Linked DNA regions of Mus musculus: region 2 is linked to region 1. Evidence: chromatin loops called from intact Hi-C (ENCODE). Cell type or tissue: left cerebral cortex. All regions are shown on one strand. Links, peaks and the distances in the headings refer to the core of each region. The heading gives the core; the rest is flanking DNA. Region 1 overlaps Septin9 (septin 9). Region 2 holds the start of Tk1 (thymidine kinase 1).

Evidence for each region. A loop is a pair of places that touch in the nucleus more often than their neighbours do. Peaks named below come from ENCODE experiments on the same cell type or tissue, not always from the same donor. Only the 100,000 strongest peaks of a DNase experiment are listed, where the experiment ranks them.
Region 2: a loop joins it to region 1, with 10 times the contacts of the local background. A loop is called at or near these places in 6 of 42 quality-filtered maps.

Annotation. Positions count from the first base shown.
Region 1 is chr11:117,361,887-117,373,752 of GRCm38, reverse strand. Septin9 (septin 9) reads right to left here. Exons shown (of 11, transcript NM_001113487.1): 11 at 11,428-11,866. Among named protein-coding and RNA genes, the nearest start is that of Gm51932, 32 kb to the right of the region's middle. In left cerebral cortex, for the core only: CTCF peaks have their summits at 7,137 (motif pointing left) and 11,229 (motif pointing right); DNase peaks (open chromatin) are centred at 4,218 and 7,151.
Region 2 is chr11:117,817,683-117,829,425 of GRCm38, reverse strand. It overlaps Tk1 (thymidine kinase 1), which reads left to right and starts at 3,412. Exons shown (of 7, transcript NM_009387.2): 1 at 3,412-3,712; 2 at 3,794-3,825; 3 at 4,645-4,755; 4 at 7,236-7,329. The coding sequence starts at 3,647. Afmid (arylformamidase) reads right to left here and starts at 3,507. Exons shown (of 11, transcript NM_027827.3): 1 at 3,420-3,507; 2 at 1,257-1,347. The coding sequence starts at 3,476. In left cerebral cortex, for the core only: a CTCF peak has its summit at 4,565; DNase peaks (open chromatin) are centred at 4,605, 5,221, 6,336, 6,454 and 3 more places; H3K4me3 peaks cover 426 bases; H3K27ac peaks cover 110 bases.

The sequences.
Region 1 (11,866 bases), core at 3,867-11,866:
ACAGGAGGGGACCGTGCATGGCACCAACTCAGAAGGAAGAGGAGGGGGAGGAGGAGGAGGAGGAGGAGGAGGAGGAGGAGGAGGAGGAGGAGGAGGAGGAGGAGGAGGAAGAGGAGGAGGGCTGAGGCGCCATTTTCTCTCCATCCAGCACAGGACTCGGAAGCTATTCTGCTCTCTCTGAAATGGCTGTGCTGAGAGCCAGCCCTGGGAGCCGGCAGAGGGCCCTGCGGATCTCCCGCACGCCTTCTGTCCACAGCTAGAGCCTCGCTCGACCTCGAGTGGAGAGTCCTCATCTGCCGAAGGCAGATTGTTCTCCTTCAAGATATTTTGCAGAAGCCACTCGAAACCCTCCTCTCCAGCTCCCCGGGGGAGGAGACGCTGCCAGTGGAACATCTGCTGAACAAAAATGGCGGTTAGAGGAGAACCGGGAGAGAGAGCCTGGAAACGAGAGAAGCTTCACGGGGATGCCCGGGCTGCTCCTAAGGGGCCTTGGACGCCGCCACATTTCAGACCAGGAGGCACGTGCACACCTCTTTGAGGATGCTTTCAACGTACTGGCTGCTTTCAGCAAATGATCACCGCACACACATGCAGGAACACACACACACACACACACACACACACACACACACACACACACCAATTCTGGTTCAGAGGCATGGAAGACTACATCGTTTAAGATTAAAGACATGCATTTCGCTTCAGTCATAAAGGCTGGTTGCATGGGAAATCCAAGGCATGCTGAGGTTGGTTACATTGCTTGCTCTCTCTCTCTCTCTCTCTCTCTCGGGGGGGGGGACTTTTCGAGACAGAGTTTCTCTGTATAGCCCTGGCTGTCCTGGAACTCACTTTGTAGACCAGGTTGGCCTCGAACTCAGAAATCCACCTGCCTCTGCCTCCCGAGTGCTGGGATTAAAGGCTAGCGCCACCACACCCAGCTACATTGCTCTCTTAAAGGCCGGTTAAACTTAAACTGGCCAAGCACACAGTAGGATAGCCGATTAAGCGCATAGTAGGACAGCCGGTTAAGTGCATGGTCTTACATGATCCCAAAGTGTATTATCAGCTTGGTGGCAGAGACTGGCAAAGGTTCAGGCTCTGAGGGTGAGAGATCTTCTCCCAAAACGATATGACTACAGTAGCCCAGGCTGACCTCCAACTCGTGAGTCCCCTCCCTTAGCGTCCCAGGACTGGATTCCAGGCCCCACCAGCCTAGTTTTCCTTTGCTCTGTTTGATCTGAGTATGAGTTGGAATTGAGACTCAGCTCCGAGGTCTGTGTTTGCTTATTAGGGGTTCTTTCATCCACATCTAAAAAGTGCCCCGCGGGTTGGATTGTTTGTTTTATGTGTTGGTGACTGGGCCACAAGATTCCCAGATATCCAGCTGAGCTTGCTTACCCTGGTGTTTCTGTGAGGCTGCCTTAGGACGGGTGCAGCAGACTGCCCTCTCTAACACAGGCAGGCTTAGGACGGGTGCAGCAGACTGCCCTCTCTAACACAGCCAGGCTTTGCCCTAGCAGCTGAAGGTCTGCATAGAACAAAAGAAAAACCTCCCACAAAGAAGAACAGATTTCAAGCAAGGCATCTGGCCTGGTAAGCAGAGGCAAGTGGATCCCTCATTCCAGGTCAGGGAGATGTCTCAGGGACCAAAAACACTTGATCCAGCATGGTCAGTAGTCACATAAGCAATGGCCCAAGCTTCTGACCTTCAGGCCAAACTCCTCCTCAGTTACCTAGCAACAGTGAAGACCATAAAAAGGGCTGTTAGGCCCCCACCTCACTCTCTTACTCCTTTGTTCCCTTACCTCTCACTTCTCTCTCCTCTTCCCTTTCTCTTTGTCTTCTCCTCTCTCTCTTTCTCTCTTTCTCTCTCTCTCTTTCTCTCTAGCCTTTCTCTCTCTCTCTCTATCTTCTCTCTTTCCCCTGAATTTCTATAATAAAGCTTTTAAACTATTGAGAGTCTCTGTTCCATCTAGATCCGCTGTGCACTCTCTTGCCAGTGTTGGGAACTCCTTCCCTATTCCCTCTCTCCTACAGCCCTGGGGCTTTAGCAAGGTAGCTTGGGATCCCCAGTCAGGAGCTGCCCCTTTTCCACCCCCTGCTGCGTGGGTCAGGCATGCTCACCCGGGACCGAATGGAAAAGTGTCCAGCAGCTCTGCCTGTGTCTGCCTGCCCAGAGCACAGGAACTCTGGCCGGATGTTAGACCCCTTTTCCTCCCCCACTTCTCCCCCCGCCCCACTGGCCCCCACCCCCTGTTTTTTGTTTCCAACAATGACCAAAGGCAATTTAAGGAGGTCTCAAACTTGGTTTATGATTCCAGAGGACAGACCATCTGCAACTTGCATGTGCTGGGGCTACAGGCATGTGCTGGGGCTGCAGGCATGTGCTGGGGCTACAGGCATGTGCCGGGGCTGCAGGCATGTGCCGGGGCTGCAGGCATGTGCTGGGGCTGCAGGCATGTGTTGTCACACTCACGGAACACTGGGAACCAAGTCAAGACTCTCAGGCACGGACTCTACCAACTGAGCCACATCCTCGACCCAAAGCTGTTTCAAATACAGTTTCTAAAAACTGGGTGCCCTCTGTAGGGCTCCTCCTCAGGCTTTGTCCCTCTTCCTCCTCCGCACCAGACTCCCATTCCCTCCTCTTACAGCTCATTCTGACAGGGTGGTTCCCTTGGCTGCCATGGTCCCGGGTGCCAGCTCGGTTGGGACCTGTGACGTCCTAGACAGCCAGCCATCCTTTTCTCACTAGACTGAAGGCCTCTGGAGAGAGAGGTCCAGCCCGTCCTTGATGGCTCTGATTCCCAACGGAGTCTCAAAACCAAAGTATTTAGTAACTGCTTGAGCAAAGGGTCAGAGGTCAGCAATGGGAATGGCCCAACCACAGACCCTGCCGAAGGTGGATCACGCCATCTACCCAACCAACAGCTGGAGTGCCAAACTCGGGGCCCTGGAGATACTGCTTGACTGTCAGGAGCCAGCACTGGGGTTGGGGGGAAGGCTGGCCTTTAAATTAACCTTTTGGATTCTGGAAAGTGGCTTCCACACAATCTAGACACTTTCATGAACTGGAGCTGAGTGGGGGAGGGGTGGCAAATACCAACCCTTGGAACAGGATGGAGGAAGCTATTAAGCTGCACATTTGTTCAAAGAGAGATAAAGACTACAAAGAATTACAAGAAACCCCCTAAATTACAAGTGTGGGTTTCAGTAATTGCTAAATTACAGAGCGCTGACTTTATTAGACACACACTCCCTGCTTCCACGGCTGCCAGGGCCAGCCTTGAACTGACAAAAGCCAGAACATTCTGGAGGAATCTGGGCAGGGAGTCAACGGAGGCCCCTATTACAATGGAGGCCAAGACACAGAGATCAGGGCCAGGTTTCTGGTAGTGAATCCTATGGAGTCTCCAGGGGAGCTGTGGAGCCTGCCAGCCCAGGTGGATGCTGGCTGGCTGGGATTTTGATGTATCTTGAACTCACAAGATCAGCAGTCCCTTGCAGCCAGTGGACTTGGGGAGGGGGGGGGGGGATTTTCAAGGTCATCTTAAGGTCATTCAGGCAGACAGTAAGTGTGAACAGGATGACCCTAGTGTGAATTTCACAGTTCACATCTGTAACATCTGGCATGTCAGGAGGTCATACCATCTCTCTACAGCAACGGTACCTGTGTGGCTACACCAGCTTCCGGGAGCCACGATCACATCCTCTGTGTCAGTCACTGTTCTGTTGCTGTGGAGAGACACCATGACCAAGGGGACTTATAGAATAGAGCATTTATTTGGAAGCTTGCTTTACAGTTTCAGAGGGCGAGTCTGTGGCTCTCATGGTGGGGGGCATGGCAGGAGGCAGGCAGGCATGGTGCTGGAGCAGCAGGGAGAACTGATACCTGAAGCAGCAGGAGTCAGAGGGGAGGGAGGGAGGGAGGGAGGTAAGGAAGGAGGGAGGGAGGGAGGGAGGGAGGGAGGGAGGGAGGGAGGGAGGGAGGGAGAGAGGAAGGGAGGGAGGAGAACGGGAAGTATCATAGGATTTAAAACCTCAAAGCCCACCCTCCATGACACACCTCCTCCAACAAGGCCACGCCTCCTAAGCCTTCCCAAACAGTCCCACCAACTGTGAACCAAACATTTAAATATATGAGCCACTGGGGCTGTTTTCATCCACAGCACCACACCTCCAAGCTTCTGACACAGCCCCGCGTATAAGAACATTCTACCCACGTCAGAGTTTCTGGCAACATCCATTTCTCTCCTCCACACTAACTTCAGGGAGAGAGGCTTATTTTCCATTTTTTGACTTTTTTTTTAAAAGGCATGATTTGGGGACAGAGGAATAAGTTGCAGGATATGCCAAAAAGCAAGAAAACAAGATCATGAGATCATGAGGTAGGAATGTGGGGGTTATTTGTCAACGTTAATTTCCCTTTTCATTGCTGCAATACAATACCCAGCAGAAGGAACTGAAAGGAGGGAAGGTTCTTTTGACTCAGTTTAAGAAGTCTGCCATAGCAGTGGGGGGCACATAGCTTTCATCCCAGCGCGCAGGAGACTGAAGCAAGAGGATCTCTGTGAGTTCGAGGACAGCCTGATCTACGGAGAGTTCCAGGACAACCAGGGCTACATAATATAAATAAATAATAAGTCGGTCATGGTGGGGAAGACATGGCTGCTCGTGGCTCCTGGTGGCCAGGGTGAGGGGACAGCTGCTATATGGAGCTGATCAGAGAGCTCAGAGTAAGAGCTGTGGCCACTCCTGCGGCTAGCTCCACCTTCTAAGCGTTCCACAACCCCCAGACTCCTGTTCCAGCAGGGGACTAAGCACAGGGGCCTGTGGCACAATCACATTCAAACTGTAACAGACAAGGTCCTAGCTCACTGAAGTAACTAAAAATACGTGAAAAGACCTATTGGGGGAACAGTGAGGAGAGGACAGGTCTTCATGTGAACAGATGGGGATTTCAACAGGGATAGAAACATCTGAAGAGCTCGAGAGGCTGGGCTGTTGCTCAGGGGAGAGCACTTGCCTACCATATATTGCAAAGGCCGCAGATCCACCCCCCACCCCCCAGCATGGCAAACTAGACAGACAAACAGATCCTACGTCCCCGTACCCAGCCTCCCCTGAACCCCCTGGCAGCTGCCATCCCAAGGACAAGAAATCCTACAGATTCAGCCACAACTCTGTAAAAAGAGGCAGAGGCAAAAGTCAGTGACAGGCCTGTCCCCAAGCCCCAAGTCCATGACAGAGGTACAAACCCTAGTTCTGAGCCTTGCCCACCTTGGCTGGACAGGTGACTGTGCTTCTGGGACTCCTGAGCATCCCAGCCTGGACCCCGTCTCCCACAAAAGGACCCTTCTACAGAGGTCAAGCCGTTTCTCTTTGGGCCTAGGATGAAGGTATTAACCAGGGAGAGAGAAGAGGCCATGGTGATAGTCTGGGTGGCAGGGCTGTCTGAAGAGCTGATGTCCTTGGTGTCCAGGAGAGACAGGAAGAAGGGGAGGAAGAGGGAGGGAGTGAAAGGGGGAAGAGCAGGCAGTGGCACTGTGGGTAAAGACATCTTACAGATGCTCTCTGGCATCCAGGCCCCTCCGAGTGATGGTTTTTTAATTCAAGCAGACAGATCAAGATCCCTTTGCTCTGGGCAGCCTTAATTATTCATGCCCTATTTTCTTCAGATTCTTTATAAGCACCTTATACGAAAGGAAAGGAAGATGATCTTTCCGCAGAGCGCTCGGTGCTCATTCAGTGACAACTTGCATGAGTCCCAGTGGCATCCCAGGTGCTCAGGAGCTGCGCTGGGTGCAGAAAGATCCCACTAGCAAATGGTGGTGAAGTCCCGGTGCCCTAGGAAACTGTGTTTCAGATGTGATCTGGGTCCATCTGATCCTGCAGAGCAGGACAGTGCTGCTGTGCCTCTCCAGTATGTAAGGGAAAGCCCTGGATTGGACACACGAACACACATGCTCAGGCTCCACGGATGCTAAGAAGGCCCACCTGCCATGGCTGAAGAAAGGGTGACATTGTGATAGGGAGAGACCTGAACCTGGTGAGTCGATGCAAGGTCCAGGTGGCCCTAGGCTTAGTGCAGAATCTGTCCTGCTACGGGCTTGTGGCTTGACACCTCCAACCTCTGAGCCAAAATCCATCTTTCCTCCTCAAAGCTGTTTTCCTTGGACTCTTTATCACAGCAATGAAACACAGAGTTCCCTCCTTCCTCATTGGCATCAAACAATGCCTTAGTGGCCATGTCCCTGTTGGTGGAACAGAGCTTGTCTAAGGCCACACAGCAGAAAGAGACACCCCACTTCTACTCTGCCCTCTGAGTCACATTGATATAGGAGGGACCCTCCGGCACTACTGAGGGCCGCCTGTCCACTGGCCCAGCTTGAACCTGTGCCTCCAGGAATGCTTCCGTATGCAATCTAGGAAGGGCACCGCTGGGGTGGTTTTGTGTCTCAGCTCTACCTGTCTTGCTACTGTGACAGAAATATGTGATGCAAGAACCCTCAGGAGAGGAGGGTTGACCTCAGCCCGCTTTGGAGAGGTGATAGTCTATCATGGTGGAAGGAGATGGAGGTAGCTGGCCACATGGTGCTCACAGGCAGGAAGTGGAGCAATGCATGCTGGTCCTTGGAAGGGCTCACCAGTTTTCCTTTTCTTTTTAATTCACTCAAGGACGCCAGTCCATGGGGTGGCGCTGTCCACATCCTAGAAATGTGCTTATAAACACATCTGTGTCCTAGGTGGTCCCAAATCCAGTTGACAATGAGGACTAACCATCACACCTCTGACCTAAAATTCACTGTCAGCACGCAGGCGCTCACTCAGTAGGAGGCTCTGGCTATCCCTAAGCCAGGAAGGGAAGGCTGGACAGGAGCAGAGGAAGCACAAAGAATTACAGTTATTTTATCATTGTTGCCAAATATCTGATAGAAGAGACTTAAGGGAGGATTTTTATTTGTTTTGTTTTTATGGCTTGTAGTTGATGGAGATACTGCCCAGTGTGGTAGGAAGGCTTGTGCTGCAGCTTCCTTGAATCTCTATAGATCAGGAAGAAGGGCCAGCCTGCACCTCAAGCCTCACCCTCTCCACATCCAAAGGCACCATAACCTCCCAGAACAGCGCCACCTGCTGGAGAACAAGTGTTCCAACACAGAAACCCGTGAGAGACATTTCACATTCAAACCTTAGCAGGCAGGAGAGAGGAGGAGAACCTCCTTCCTGTCTTTGGCTCTAGAAGGAATCCCTGCTTGTACTTCTGGATGCAGAGACAAGAGGATCCTGACTGTTCACTGGCCGGCCAGCCTAATCAAAATGGCAAGCTTCTCGCGCAATGAGAGACCTGTCACAGGGCACTGAGAGACTCTTGATCTCCTGTTTTGTCCTCTCTCCATGTGCACCGTGAGTACATACACTCACATGCATGCATGCATGCAACACACACATGTATGCATGCAGTCATGCATGCACAACACACACCCTACATACAGGCACGCACACACACACACACCCTACACGCAGGCATGCATACACACACATACATGCATACATTTTTATTTTTATATTTTATTATATGTTATTTTTTATTTTAATATATATCATATAACTGGAAGTCACTGTCACTATTTGCTGTTCCCATGCCTACTGTTCAAATGTTTTATAGTGTGCAGGTACTGTATGAGTTATCAGTGATGTGAGTCTTATTTTACATCTTTCTTTATTAAGTCTTACTTTAGTCTTTCATGGACAGGGTTTGTATATAGCCAGTCTGGGCTCTGGTTCTCTGGCCTCCAGCTTCCATTTGCAGAGTGCAGGGATCACACATAGTCTGTGTGTGATGCCTCTAATTCTGGTCTTACTGTTAGGATAAGGTAGAGAAAATGTACTGTTGGCTGGTCCAGGGTCAAGGCGCACCGTTAAGAGATCACATCACGCAACAGATCTAATGCAAGACATTCCCTGGGAAAAGGAGAGAGTAATAGGCCTTCTCGGCGTGGTAATATGGGAGAGACGGACAGACAGAAAGACCAGGAGACAGAAAGACCAGATGGGGTGCCCCTCCCCCCAGTGGAAATGCCCTGTACCTGGCCGCCGTGGGTGATGACGTAAGCTGGCATAAGGCAGGCTGGCAGAGCATGCCTGACTAACACCACTTTATAGGTCTTATTCCGGCTGTGGCCCTTGGCAGCAGGAAACCAGGTTTGGAGGCGGCATAGAGAGAGGTTCTTCAGGCCTGATGGACCCACTGGGCATCAAGGCAGACAACCCTCTGCACCAGGACTCTCTAAGGGCTCCTAGCAACGGATGTTGGGTGACTGCCGCCCTGTATTGGTGTGGGGCCAGACAGCATCCTTCCCATGGGCACTCAGCTGCTACATAGGCCCCTCCTGTCTGCGCTCTGGGCAGCAGAGCATCTGGAAGGAATTTCCACTTGAACTCAGGAACTGCACCTCAATCCTACACTGGTCCCCAATGGGCTAAAGGGACAGTGCAGGGGTGGGAGGGAGGCAGGGGAATGAAGTGAGGATGGGGACAAGATTTCTCCCTCCCCCCTCCTTCCAAGAGGTCAGAGGAGAGAGAGGCATAGAAGGGCAAGCCCCTGGCTGAGGAGTCCTTCTGGGCAGAAGACACAGGGGCCTGGGTCAGGGTTGGGGGCTGTGGTGCACAGCCATACCCATGGTGACCTCAAACCCCTGAGATTCTTGCCTCGGTGTCTCAAATGCTGGGGTCACCACCACGCTCCCCAGAGTCTGAGGCCCGTGCCCCAGTGTCAGGATAGGCAACATTACTGGGTGTGAATGGGGCTATTTCTCTGTTGTGTAATTTTTTCTGCATTTTCTATATTAAATAAGGCTAGAATTGTAGCCAGAAAGTGGTGTTTTAAAACGAGTACAGAGGGGCTGGTGAGATGGCTCAGTGGGTAAGAGCACCCGACTGCTCTTCCGAAGGTCCAGAGTTCAAATCCCAGCAACCACATGGTGGCTCACAACCATCCATAACGAGATCTGACTCCCTCTTCTGGAGTGTCTGAAGACAGCTATAGTGTACTTACAAATAATCAATAAATAAATCTTTAAAAAAAAAAAAAACCGCGAGTACAGAGATGGAGAGGCGGCTCCGTGGTTAACCAGTTGCTCAATTTCCATCCTCAGCGCCCACGGGGCAGTCTGTAACTCCAGCCCTAGCGATCCCACCCCCTCTTCTGGTTTCCTCGGGCATCAGGCACACACCTGTATACATGTAGGTAAGACATCTACACACATTAAATAAAGAAACTTTGATCTTTTGAGTGGAGAGATGGCTCAGTCAGCAAGGTGCTCGTTATGGGAGCACGGGACCTTAGGTTGGGATCCTCAGAAGCGGGTAAAGCCAGGCATGGAGGCATACACATAACCCCAGCAGCAAAGTGGCCAAACGGGCAGACCCATGGGGCTTGCTGGCCGGCTAGCCCAGACTGTCTCAAGTAAATAAACAAAACAACTAAGGTTGTCCTCTGGCCTCCACATGCACACAGATGCATACAAACACCACACACACACACACACACACACACACACACACACACACACACACACACAAGGGATACCTGCAAACAAAACCCAAGAGAGCCTCACACGGTGCTCTCTGAGCAAGCGCTTCAGACTTTGACCAGCCTGAGAGGTCTGCACTGAGCAGGCCTCACTCCAGTGGCTCCCAGGGGCTTTCTGTTTCCTGCCTTTAAACCCTGAGGCCTGTAATGGGGGGGGGGGATGCCTGGCATTTTCAGACTCTGCAGGATACCCCAAATCTCATAGAGGCCTAAGCCATCAAGAGCAGGGCCTGCTGCAGGGTCTTCCCGCTCCTGCCTTAGTGACAGTCCATTCTGAATTATGCCACTGTCCCAGCTGGCTACATGTGACACTGGAGTTGGATAGGAGGGAAGAAAGTCACTGGCATGGGGTCCCACACCATGAAGCCACCTTGTCCTTTGTCCAGCTTCCCCTCCCTCCTCCCTTTGGTTCTAGCTCTGATAGTTCCATGGAAAGCCCACATTTACATTCAGGGCTGGAGCCCACATTGCATAAGCTTGAGTTCCTGAATGTGGGTCCCAGCACCTGAACTTTTTTCCTCTTAGTATGCCTGTAACCCCGGTACTGTGGAGAGTAGAAAGGTGAGAATTCCCTCATTGCTAGCTAGGAGGCACAAGAAAGCCCACGTTCCTGGGCAGATGAGAACGGCTGGCCACTCTGGTCCTACAGTGTCTGCTTGAGTGGGAGGTGAGGTTTCCCCCATCACTGGCTTGGAGGTGCGGGTGAGCTGGGCTGGTGGCCAGTCAGGTTAATGAGCTGACGACTGCCTAAGCACCTGGGGCTGGAGGGGACTGGCGATGCACAGAGAACAGTTCAGTCTTGAGGAAGGAGGAATTCGAGGTGTACTTGTCAAGGAACTTAGAACTGGGGGACTCAAGCAAGCTGCCTCCATGGACCAGACCCCCTCTACCAGTGCCATCAACAGCCAAAATCAACAACTTGATGCTTGGTTCCATGAGGCCGCTGAGCACAACTCATTGGCTGATGAAGCCCGTTTGTCTTCAGGTGGCCTTCGGAAGAGTGTGGGCAGGCCAGAGAGGTAGGGTCACTCCTTAGACCACTCACTCGGCTTGGTGGATGCAAACGAGCCTCGGGTTGTTCTCTCATGCTGTCCCTGTAGCTCTGGAACCCCTGAGACGCAGGAAGGGAATGTGGGGAGGTGATCGCCCCAGATTCCCACCTGCACAGAAGCTTAGAATAAAACTTTATTTGAACACAGGATCTTTACAGATGTAATTAAAATCAAGATGAGATTATCCTGGGCTGAAACGAGTGTCCCTCAAGAGCAAAGTGCATGGACCTGAAATAACGCAGTCCCCAGGAGCAGGGGTGGCAGGGGACTGGGGATGGAGCCATGCCAACACTCGGTCCCGGGCTTCCGAATGGTGAGAGTGTACACTAGTATTGTTCCAGGGTGTCTGGATTGCAGTCACTTGCCACAGGAGCTTGGGGACATTAAAGCACACAGAGAGGGACCCTCCCCTTTCCTGATTCCTGTACACAAAACTGGTTGGCTCAGCCAGCCTCCTGGGACCACACATGGTTTAGTTCTCTTGGAATAACATTATTATAAATGGCCAGTTACCAGGGTCTCACATAATAAAATTTAGATTTGTATTTATGTGTATATGTGTCTGCCACATGTGTGCAGGTACCACCAGAGGCCAGAAGAGGGCGTCAGATGTCCCACAAGCTGGATTACAGGCAGTGGGTGTGGCTAACTTTTCACCACTGGGCTGCTGATTCCTAATTCTGGATCTCACACAGTCCTATAGCTTCCTTCCACTGGGAGCCTCTACTCCCGTGCTCCCCTCACCACCTTTAATGGACCAGACAGGTCTTGCCAAAGAGAACTCCAGAAAAAAAGTTTGTATTTGAAACATTTATTTCAGGAAATACATTTCAACACTTTGTTATTTATACAAAAAAAAAAAAAGAGAGAGAGAGAGAGAGAGAGACTTTTCTGCCCCCCCACCAGGAAGCCCCCAGCAGAGGGCCACGTGGACCGGCCTGGTGAGACGAACAGTTTCAATACCTGGTTACAGAGGCACAAAGTCATCCTGATGACCGGGTTGCTGCTAAATCCCCAGGGTCACTTGGGCTGGTGAAGGCCGGAGTGCCCTGGGTCCAGCGTGCTGGAGATTTCCTTCAAAGTCCTGATTTTGGCAAAAGAACTTGGCAAGCTGGCAAGCGAACTGTTCGGCCACAGGGCATGACGAGGGGCCCTTCCATGCTTGGATGAGGGAGTAGACGCCCAAAGCAGGAAACAATGTTCGTCTCCATCTGTCTGCACC
Region 2 (11,743 bases), core at 1-8,000, 460 kb before region 1:
GGGTTCTGAGCGAGCAGTGGCCTACTATCAGCTCTGGGCTTTGGCTGGTGAGTTCTTTCCCCTGCTGGGCTGGCTTTTTATCTCTCCAGACAAGACAGGCGAACATGCTCCCTCCAGGCCTGCACATCTCCACATAGTTACTGTGACCGCCACAGCAAGGACCCTTCAGAGCCTAGGGGACCCACACTAGGGGACAAGAAACAAGACACCCCCAAAGCCTGATTCTCTCCCTGGCTGTCTCTATTGAGGAAACTCCCCAGGGCAAGGTTTTGGTCAGTCTGCTGAGACTAGGCACTTGTCCAGCATCCAGATTCCCGCTCTGAGCAGACAGCCAGCTGTCTCCACAGCCTACTTCCCTTTCAGAGCAGTTCCCCACCCAGCATGAACAAGGATTTGCAGCCACCACAGCACCTCTACACTCTGGAGCAGAGGGCAGGCCTCACGTGTACTCAGTCCCAAGCTCTGATTGCTTTATCTTTCCCCACCCCTCTCCCTCTTCACGGTATCTCGTATCCCAGTCTGGCTTGGAATTCACTATGTAACTGAGAATAACCTTGAACTCCTGCTCTGCTCTGCTCACTGGTGCTACCATTGCAGCCAGGCACCACCATGCCAGGTCTATGCCACAGAGAGTGTAACCCAGCTGGTCTACAGAGTGAATTCCATGACAATGACAACAACAACAACAAAAAACTTAAAAAAAAAAAAATAGTAACAGCGCCCTGCTTTCTTTGCTTTTTTTTCAGTTCACATTTCCGTGCCAACCACAGCATGTCCCTTCAGAGCAGCGGTTCTCAACCTTCTTAACGCTGCGTGCGACCCTTTAATACACTTCCTCATGTTGTGGTGACCCCCAACCATAAAACGATTTTTGTTGCTCTTTCCTAACTGGAGTTTTACTACCGTTATGAATCGTGATATAAATATCTGATATTTCCGGCGGTCTTAGGCAACCCCTGTGAAAGGGTGCTTCAGTCCCCAAAGGGATCTCGATTTCGATGTTGGGGATTTCCATGTAGAGAACTGTGCCTTTAGAGCTTAGAGGCCCTTAGCCAGTCAGGAGGGTAGCCTGAGTGTCTCAGAAGAGCTTGGCCTCGTGCCAGCCTTTTCTGCCTCCAGCTACACCCTCACCTCCCGCCCCAGCAGAGGCTCACCCATGCGCCTGATAGAAGAGTAATGCCCTTCCATTCAGGGGTGTAGCCCCCTCCCCAACCCCAAATAAGCGGCCACAGTATCCAGAGAGAGTCCCACAGTACCCTGGCTTCCTATCTGCACGAAGTTCCCAACAACTTCCTCTGGTTTCGTGTGGATGACCCATCTGCTGGGTGAGTATTGCTTCTCCAGCTCCTGTGGGCGAGACAGAACCCTGTGAGACTCCCTCTCGGGGCGTGTGTCGACCGGGACCGTGATGGCTGATCCTTTCTTCTTCTCTGCCCTGAGAAGACCCCTAATGCATGCAGCTTTCTACAAGCCTTTTCAACTTCTGCTCCCTAGTCCCCCCTACTAGCTGCCCCATTAGGTATTTCAGCAGAACATCTAAGGTGCCCTCAAAAAGGTGCCAGAGGGGTTCCCTAGCGGCAACCATGCCTTTAACCAGCTAACGGCCTTCATGAGACATGAGGTCTGTAAATGGCATTAGGGGGCCAAATTCCTACGGGAACTGAGACCACAGGAGGTGAGGCAACTGTGTGACCATTAGCAATCAAGTGGCATGAGCTGTTTTTCTGGGAGGACAGTATTCTGACCACAGGCACATACAGGGTCCCAGGGACAGAGGTAAGCAGGAAGAAGTCAAAAGTCAGTTTGCAAATGTTGCTCAGCCAGATGGCAGCTGCAGAAGGCTATGCAGCCAGAGGTGTGGTAAACGCAGCTGGAATCCCAGCTCGCTGTGAGGCAGAGGGAGGCAGAGGCAGGAGGACAGCCAAGCCAGTTCCTGGATAGATAGCCAGGACTACACAGTGAGACTCTGTTTACAAATAAACAGTGTTTGGGTTATAAAGTGAAAAGTGGGGACAGTTCAGTGGCAGAGCATTTGCCTGTTGTGCTGGGTTCAATCTCTACCACCACGAGGGGAAAATGTAAGATGCCCACACTTAACACAGAAAGCCAGGAGGACACAGGTTCCTAAGCCAACACAGGAATCCTGAAGACAGTGAGTGCGTCTTCACACTGAGGCCTGGGGCTGGGCACCTTTGGCTCTCTCCAGCTGTCTCTAGCCTTGCTCTTCTCGTTGATATAATGGGGGTGCTAGACGCCCACAGGGTTGGAAGGGAGGTGTGTAAGAGAAACAATGTAAGCCCCTTGCTCAAACACAGCTGCCTCTGCCTCTTCCTGTTGAATGTTCGTCTTACATGCTATAGACCCTTCTCGTTCCGGTTGGTACCTGCTGGATGCTAGGGGCCTGGCTAGGCATCATCTTTTTTTTTTTTGTCGTCTTTTTGTTTTCTCATCTCTTGTAACTGTGTAGCTGCCTCGAGGATCAAGTGCTGAGATTACTGACATGTGCCAAAAGTCTTTTTATTTCCTCTTTAAATGTGTGTGCCTGCAGTCCCTTCTGGAGCTGGACGCTGTGAGCTGTCTTGATGTGGGTGTTGGAAATCCTCAACTCTGCGCCTCCGGAGGAGCTGTGGATGCTCAACAGCCGAGCCATTTCTCTAGCCCTCTGCCTTCATTTTTACTATTAGGATTTATGATTGATTGTATTTTAAAGTTTATTTTTTGTGTAGTCCTGGCTGACCTGGAACTCACTCTGTAGACCCGGCTGGCCTTGAACTTAAGTCACCTGCCTGCCTCTGCCTGGAATTGAATGCTTGAGCCACCCCCGAGGACACATGTTCCTAACTTTCAACAGATTCTAAGTGATGTCTGTCTGTGACCAAAACAAAGAAGCCTGTTTAATACAAGCTAACCAGTCAAGAAATCCTAGTGGAATGGTAATTAACTACAGCAAGCGCCAAAATGTGTTGTCCTGCTTTGTGTATGCCTTTGGTAACCCTTGCCGCAACCAATGGCAGACAGAGTAACCAAACAAATTCCTGAGTGAGAAGGTTTCTGGGCATGCTCGGTGTGAGCCATAGGAGTTTTAGCATGGGAATTCTGAAGCCGCTCAATACAGTCTGTCCCTGAAGGTGCCTGCCTTACTTTGCGACTCACAGCAAGGACCCCCAGCCTTGGCACCTTCCAGACTGTAGTTACAGAAACACAGAATCACACTGCACAACCTCAGAGTAAGGTCCAAACCCTAAGCCCCTTAGTTCCTGCTGGAACTTGAGTTTTCGCTGTCTTTAAAACCAGGCTAACAAGCTAAACCTGCTCTATGACGAGAAAAATGAAGAAATCTGGCGCTCAACGCTTGGAAATTTGGCTTGTGGGCATCCTAAAATTCCAGTCCCGGCTCTGGGCGGCTGCACCACACCTACCTCCGAAGACAAGTTCCTCCAGGGATTCTGGCCCGCAGAAAGGGAAGGAAACGCCATGGCCAGATCCGGAGGGGATGGTCGAGCTCCAGGCTTTTCACGTAGCTGAGAGGTGGGACGAGTCTTGTCTTCGTCCCGCCCCCTTTTGAGTTCGCGGGCAAATGCGAGCAGTAAGTCGAAATTTTTCCACCCACGGACTCTCGGTGCTAACTAAGGTTTGCACAGCAGCCATGAGCTACATCAATCTGCCCACCGTGCTGCCCAGCTCCCCCAGCAAGACTCGGGGGCAGATTCAGGTGCGGGGTCTGGAGTGGGGTCGGGTGGTGGCTGGTGCGGGGTGTACAAGGGGGAGACCCCTTAAATGACTTCTCTTCTAGGTGATTCTCGGGCCCATGTTCTCAGGGAAAAGGTAATGAATGGGCCTTCGGGGCGGTGGGCCTCCCTCTCTCTCTGCAGCCTCTCTCTCTGCAGGCCCTGGCTCTCCTCTCCCCCCTCCCCCATCTTCCCAGGAGCCTCTGACTAGGCGGCAAACGCGCTCGACCTCTGTGTGTACATTCCCGCCCAAAATTCGATTTCCTGGATTGCTGCCATCCTCCTGCCCAAGCCTTTTCTCTTGGGGAACCCTATCTTTGCTGAGGCGGACCACATGGGGGTACAATTGAAGACCCCAGCCCACATTACCCAGGAGCCCACCGAACTCTCATGTGTCCCCTGGGAGTTAGGCACCTTCTCTGACAGTTTCCTCATTCATTCCCCATGCGAGCTCTCCTAAAGCCTTGGAGCCCAATTAACTCTGAGGTGAGGGTCTAAACTCTGGGAGTCCCACCCAGAATAACAAACACACACTACTTGGGTTTTCTTTGCTTTATCTTGGGGTTAGTTTTTGTTTTTTTTTTTTTAACTCAGCGTCTTTATTTGTGGCCCAACTCAGAGATCCGCTTGCCTCTGCTGGGGTGCATCACCATACCAGGCACCTCATTATTTCTGAATGGTCTGGTGTCACCTCAATTTGTCCCTTGCCCCGAGGGTGAGGGCCAAACTCATGATCTGGGATCCAGAAGCAAGCTCTCTGGTGATTCTGTCAAAGACTTTGAAGTTCATTCATGAAAATTGAATTTTGTTCAGAACAGCATGGGGTGAACGGCTGCAGTTCCGGCTGCCCGACGCTAGGTGGTAGTGGCAGCCCGCCTTTTGCTCGGGCCTCATGTGCTCTGGTTAATTCTTGCAGCACAGAGCTGATGAGAAGAGTCCGGCGCTTCCAGATCGCCCAGTACAAGTGCCTGGTCATCAAGTATGCCAAAGACACGCGCTATAGCAACAGCTTCTCCACACATGATCGGTCAGTCCTACCCCTGAGCCTGCCCTTCGGAAACCCCTAAGCCTCGGGGCACACTGCTGCTAGCCTCTAGTGGATATGAATAAGTGCTCAAAACTTACTTAGAATAACCTGTCCCCAAGTGTCCATTGTACCCACGGAGGCTGGGAGAACCTGGGTCCCACTTGGGTAGAGGCTGCAGCCCTCTTGACTCCAGAGATATTTCCCCCCCTCTTTAGTTGGCTCTCTGCCATTAGGTAGCCGTCATCATTCTGAATTGTCTATCTATCAGCCCTTCCACTGGACATTTCCCTCTGAGCCCAAGGGTAGGTAGGAGTTCAAGAAAGTAATTTGTGCCTCTCGGGGTTGCTGGAGCTGGGCCAAGGGTGAGCAGCCTGGGGTAGAGCAGGTTTCTGAAGCGGAGCAGGAAGTGGAGCCGAGAACTACCAGGACTTGGGAGTTGGCCTGGGGATTCAAGCCAGGCTTCCTGCCAGACTCTGTACTGAGGTCTTTACAACTGTCTTTGTAACCACGGTGCCAGCGCTCAGGACGGGATGTGCATCCAGGAGGACCGAAATCAGAGGAGGCAACAGTGCCTAGAGTGGTGGCCACAGCTGGCTTGTTGCCTGTCCTCTCTCTGGTCCCCTCTACCAGGGGAGGGAAGAGAGAATTTAAGATGCCCGAGTGTTGTGTTGTGTTCTTTAGTTGGTTTCTTTTATTTTTTTCTGAGACAGGGTTTCTCTGTGTCGCCCTGGCTGTCCTGGAACTCACTTTGTAGACCATGCTGGCCTTGAACTCAGAAATCCTCCTGCCTCTGCCTCCCAAGTGCTAGGATTAAAGGCGTGCACCACCATGCCCAGCTTTGGTTGGTTTCTTAGGGAGGTGTGTGTTTGCACACAGGTAACCATACACCCGCGTTCAGAGGACAGCCTCGGGTTATAAGATCTGTGTTCCACACTCATTGGCCATATCTTTTTTTTGTTTTGTTTTGTTTTGAGACAGGAACTCTCTACAGACCTCTGGTTGCCCTGGAATTCACTCTGTAGACCAGGTTGACCTTGAACTCACAGAGATCCAACTGTGCCTGCCAAACGCTGGGATCAATGACATGTCCCACCACACCTGGCTCAGTATGCTCTCAAAGCAAGCCCTTTACACATTCAGACATCTCCATCCTGTTTTTGATTTGTTTAGGGTTTTTGCATGTAGATCTGCACGCTACTTGCTTGTCTGGTACCCTGGGAGGTCAGAAAAGAGCATCCGATTCCCTGGAACAGGAATTATAGATAATTGTCAGCTGCCATGTGGTTCCTGGGGGTAGAACCTAGGTCCTCTGCAAGAATGACAAATGATCTCTCAACCCATTTACTGAGGCAGGTCTCAGGTAGCATAGGTGGGTTATAACTTGTAACCCTCCCTCCTCTTCCTCCTGGAATTACAGGCTAGCAATCCCACACCCAGCCCACAACTCCTTCAGATCTATGTAAATACAAGGATTCCGGATGTGGTTGGCCACACCCAGCTTCCCAGATTTTAAGATGGTGAGGTAGTAAGTAGGCCAGGAGGTGCTTTCCTTGGGAAGAATGCCACTATATGCTGCTTGTCTGTGGTTTGGGAAACGGCTTTCTGAGTTAGTTTCTGAAAGTGAGGCAGAAACCAGAGGGAGAAGGCGCTGGGTGCAGCCCAGCATTCCATTCCTTAGAGCAGAGGTTCCCGGCATCCTTTAATGGTGTTCTGGAGTGTGTCCAAGCTGGCCTTCAGAGGCCTGGGTGGATTCTCCCTTGCCGGGAAGCGGTCTCCAGTGGGGCCTATAGCAGAGGCTTCTCAGCCTGGCTCTGCCAGCAGACAGCCGCATGGTGTGGAGAGTCCTCCAATCTGGAGGGCAGTGACTGGAAGGGGTTCCAGAGGGTCACTCTGCTGCCTGGCTTCCAAGGCCACCCCCATTCCAGACACTGAGAACAGGATGCGTCTCGCCTTGGGCTGCTCATGGCAGATCCACGGGCCTCTGACAGCTTTCCTTTCCTGGGTACCGCACTCTGCCTTCTGTGGCTAAGAGTCCTTATTCTTGTCAAGGACCCAGGTTCAGTTCCCAGCACATTTGATGGCTCACAACCATCAGTGACTCCAGTTCCAGAGGATCTAACACCCTTTTCTAAACTCTAAGGCCACCAGATGTGCACACAATACACAGACCTATATGCAGGGAAACTGCTAATAAATACAGCTACATTTTTAACATTTCCCCATGTGTGACTTACACCTTTAATTCTAGCACTTGGTGGGCAGAGGCAGAGAGAGTATGGGGCCAGTCTGGTCTACAGAGAGACCCTGTCTCAAATGAGTTATTTTGCTTTGTCTTTTAACTGGTTTTCTGAATAAGTCCCTGTATTCCCCAGTGCTCCCCCACAGAAACTGATGGATCACCTCAGGCCGCTTGTCTGGGCCTCTGGGTCCTCGGGGTGCTTGGTCTCTGCCCTTGCTCATTCTTGGCCTTCTCTTCCCAGGAACACCATGGACGCATTGCCAGCCTGCATGCTCCGCGATGTGACCCAGGAGTCCTTGGGTGTGGCCGTCATTGGCATCGATGAGGGGCAGTTTGTAAGTCAGCCTGCAGCATAACCCTCACCCTGACCCCTGACCCTTCCTGCCCTGCTGACTCAGAAGTCCCTGTCATTAACTTGTCTTTACTGGGGTGCGGATCCCCTTGCCAAGGTAGCTGTGGGGGAGAGCTCTAGCCTTGGCCTCAGTGGTGGCTGGGTCCTTTGATCCCAGCCTTGCTTTGGTTTCAGGGTCTGTTTGGGAGGTGGTGTTTGCTTCCTGGGCGTCCTCTGACTGGGGTGGGAATTATGTCTTTTGTGGTCTTAACTTCACTCCCATGTAGAAGCCTTTCCATAGGGGACCGAGCTGGGCTGGCAGAGCACCTTCCTGGTGAGCACAAGGCCCCAGGGCCCAGCCCGGCATGGCATGAACTAGACATGCTGGAGTGCCTATAAGTCTAGCACCAGAGATGGAGGTGGGGATCGGTTCAAAGTATCATTGGCTATTTAGCCAGTTTGGAATCAGCCTGTGCTCCAGGGGGGGGCTGTAAACAGGAAGGACTGGCCACGCTTCTTTGCCAATTTCAGGCTGTCTCCAGTCCACCAGGAAGAGCAAGGACAGAGGCCTCTAACACTTAACATCATAGAGGTTTCCAAGAGTATTTGTTGATGTACGGTAAGGTAATGCTGTGATCCCTGTACTTGGGAGACTAAGGCAGGAGGAAGATCAGGAGTTCAAAGCCAGCTTTAGCTATAGAGTAAGACCTCGTCTCAAACCAAAAATAGGGCCAGTGAGACGGCTCAGTGGGTAAAGGAGCTTGCTGCACAGCCTGGCGACCTGAGTTTAAGCCTAGAACTCATGAAAGGGTAAAAGCAGGAATCCGCCTCCTCAGAGTCGACCTCTGACCTCCACATGTGAGCGCCCACCCCCATGCATCATACATAGTAATAGACATTTAAAAACAAGAAGTGGGCTGGAGAGAAGGCTCGGGTGTTAAGAGCACTTGCTTACTGTGCAAATGACCCAACTTTGGTTCCCAGCACCCGCATTGGGCTGCTTTTAACCCCAGCTCAGGGTCTCTCCTGGCCTGTGCGGGCATCTACACACATGCACGCACACATACCTTACATAGACACATACACATAATTTTTAAAAATTTTAAAGAGTTGTCGAAGATAACATATATGTCCCAAGCATGCAACCTGTGGCAACATAATAAACCACTCAATAAATAATCCCTCAGCCGGGCGTGGTGATGCACGCCTTTAATCCCAGCACTCGGGAGGCAGAGGCAGAAGCAGGTGGATTTCTGAGTTCGAGGACAGCCTGGTCTACAAAGTGAGTTCCAGGACAGCCAGGGCTACACAGAGAAACCCTGTCTTGGAAAACAAAACAAAACAAAAGAAAAAGAATCCCTCACTGTCCTGTGGCTGCAAGTGGCTTGTTCACAAAGGTGGATGATGGCCCCGGGTGGCCTGTGGTTTGGGCCAGAGCCTCGATGTCACTTGCTGACTTTCTGTTGGACTCTGTGTGGCTCTCTGGCCGCCCACTCTCATGCTCTACCCTGGAAGGAGCCAGGCTGTTTGGGTTTAATGGAGGAGGGGTCCCAGTCTGCCCTATGTGTGCCCTCAACCCCCAGATAGAGTGAGGCAGCTCCGGCTGTGGCACTCTAACCGTGCTCTTGGCACCTGCCCATCCACCAGGATGTGCCAGATCTGTTTTGTCCTCAGAGGTAAGTCTTGGAGCAGGATGGCTGTGGAGATGTTGACTTAGGGTGCAGCTCCCCGCCTCAGGCCTGCCGCAGTGGCCTGCTTACTAGCTATGCTCTCCTGGTGTTCCCGGAGGCCCAGCCGACTCCCTAGGCTTGCCTTCCTTTCTCAGCTCTTCCTGATCAGTAGATTCGTACCCAGGTCTGGCACCAGTCTAGCAGTTGCTCCAGCCCTGTTCCCCATCCTAGCCTATAAGAGAGATTTATTTCTATGCTTCCCCCTTATGATTAAGAAAAACTAGTTCATTTAGTGGATACTTTGATTTCTGAGATAGGTCTTGTTTTGTGGTCCGGGCTGGATTAGAACTCAGCTCCCTGAGTCCTGGGATTGCGGTCATGGGCCCTCACACCAGCTTCATATAAACAACACAGTTCTTGCATGCTTCTGCCCCAGTCTCTAGAACCTGCTCTTTATACTAAGTTCAGGATCTCCCCACTGCAAAACAAAAGGGCTGCCCTTCCTTCCATGTCCTTGCCTTAGACAGTGGGTGGAGGGTCCTTTAGGGTCCCTGAAGCCACAGCTGAGGATATAGAGCTTTCCCTGTGTTCATTCACCAGCACCAGGGCCCACGGGCTTCTGGGCAAGAGAGAAGCTTGCATCTTCAGGGACTTTGTGTTTCCTTTCTGTTTGACACAGTAAGGACAGGCTCAATCTAGGACACAATAGGAGCACACCAGAAAGAGGAGGCTTGTCACATCAGTGTCTTTGAACCAGGAACTACTGGGAATGCCCTGCCAGTTCAACATCGTGGGTTCTAAAACCTGCCTCGGAGCAAACACTAGTCATGGAGCAGTGGTATTCCGAGAGGGGGTTGGGGGAAGGAGAGGGCTCCCGTGGGTCTTCTGGCAGAAGGGTTGGAGCCTGGAGGGAGGGCAGTGCCTGTCTGGCTGCTTCTGGCATAAACTGTGCCTGTTTTGTCGATGCTCAGGTGAGACGGCGGAATGGGTCTATATTCATGCTGGCCAGGGTGCCTTGCCTGATGTTGGCCCAAGAGATTATGTTCAGTCAGGGCCAGGACTCTGACGAGTGCCAGCCCAGCCTGGACGCTTCTAATTATACATGTGCGTTTTTATAGAGCAGGCCATGTCACATGCTGTGACTATTGTGGGGATGGCTGGGTCCAGGGACCAATCACATTCATTCCAAGTTTCTGCCCTTTGGCTGTGGCATTCTCTGTCTGGAGACAAATCTGGAGCTTCCAGCTCACCTCTGTTGATAGACTGGGAGGGACTGGGGACGAAGAGAAAGGCTAGAACACTAAGGCGTGGAGCAGGAGTGTGCTCAAGAAAAGGTCTGAGGAACCAGGCAGGGTGGCAGACCTGCACACTCAGCTCCACGAACACTGAGACAGGAGATTGCTTTGAGTACCAGGCCAGCCTGGGTTACACGGTAATAACCAATCAAAAGCAAAAGATGGAAGAGATGGGGAGACAGAACAGTGAGGCCTTGGCTCTGCAGGCGTGAGTCCCTAGCACCCCTGTAAAATGCTGGGTATAGCCACGTGTCCATAACCGCAGTACTAGGGAGGCAGAGGCAGGCGGGTCCCTGGAGCTCCCTGTCGCCCATCTGAATGGCTGTGGTCTAGATTCAGTGAGAGTCCTATCTCAAACAAAGAAGGTAAAGAACTATTAAGGAAAATGCCCAGCCTTGCTGGGCAGGGGAGAGAAGCCTGGGTCTTGATTCTAGGGAGACACTGTGCTATTGAAGGTTGGCCGGCCTGAGTGACCCCGGAGGGCAGCTATCCCTGCCAACCTGCTCCTGCCTCGCACATCTCATTGCCAAGAGCCATTCTCTCTCACGTGGGATTTCTTGGTGGGAAAATGCCAGTGTAACCTCATGGTGCTTATTCTCTGGGTTTTCACTTAGGCTCTCCCTCCACCCGTCCATGGGGGCTGAAGAGCGTGCGTGCGTGTGCGTGTTTATGGGTGCCTGCAGAGGCCAAAAGAGGATATTAGATCCCTTGGAGCTAAGCTATCTGATGTGGGTACTGGGAATTGAATTCTGGTAATCTATAGGAACGAGTCATACTTTTAACTGCTGAACCATCTCCCCAGCCCTGTATGTTTTGGGACAGGATCTCATAGCTTTGAACTTTGTAATCCTTCTACCTTCAAAGTACTGGTATTATGGTGTTGGACACTGTGTCTGGTTCATTTATTGCTGGGGGTGGAGCCCAAGGCTTCATGCACACTGGGTAAGCTCTCTTCTACCAACTGAGCTACCTGGTCTGCTCCTGAAATGTATGAGTGTTTGCTATTTTTATATGTATGTCTATCAAATGTGTGCAGTGTCCATAGAAGCCAGAAGAGGTCACCAGGGCCCCTGGAGCTGAAATTAACATATGGTTGTAAGTGACCATGTGGCCCTGGCAACTGGGTCCTTTGCAAGAGTGGCACGTGCTCTTTCCTGCCGTCCACCCCGAGTTCTCTCTCTGAAAGCCCATTTTAAACATGAGCTGTGTTTAGCTTCTAAGTCTGCCCTAACAGAAGTCAGCAAGGACTTTAAGCCCAGAGCTTTGTGCACTGACCGTTCTGGAAGGAAGAGACCCTTGGTGTTGGCAGGGCCGCTTCCTTCCAGGAACTGTAGGGGAAAGTTCTAGCCTGGTGGCTCTCAACCTTCCTAACTGAGACCTTTAATACAGTTCCTCGTGTGGTGACCCCAGCCAGAAGATTATTTTTGTTTCTTACACTCTTGCCTCTCACCCC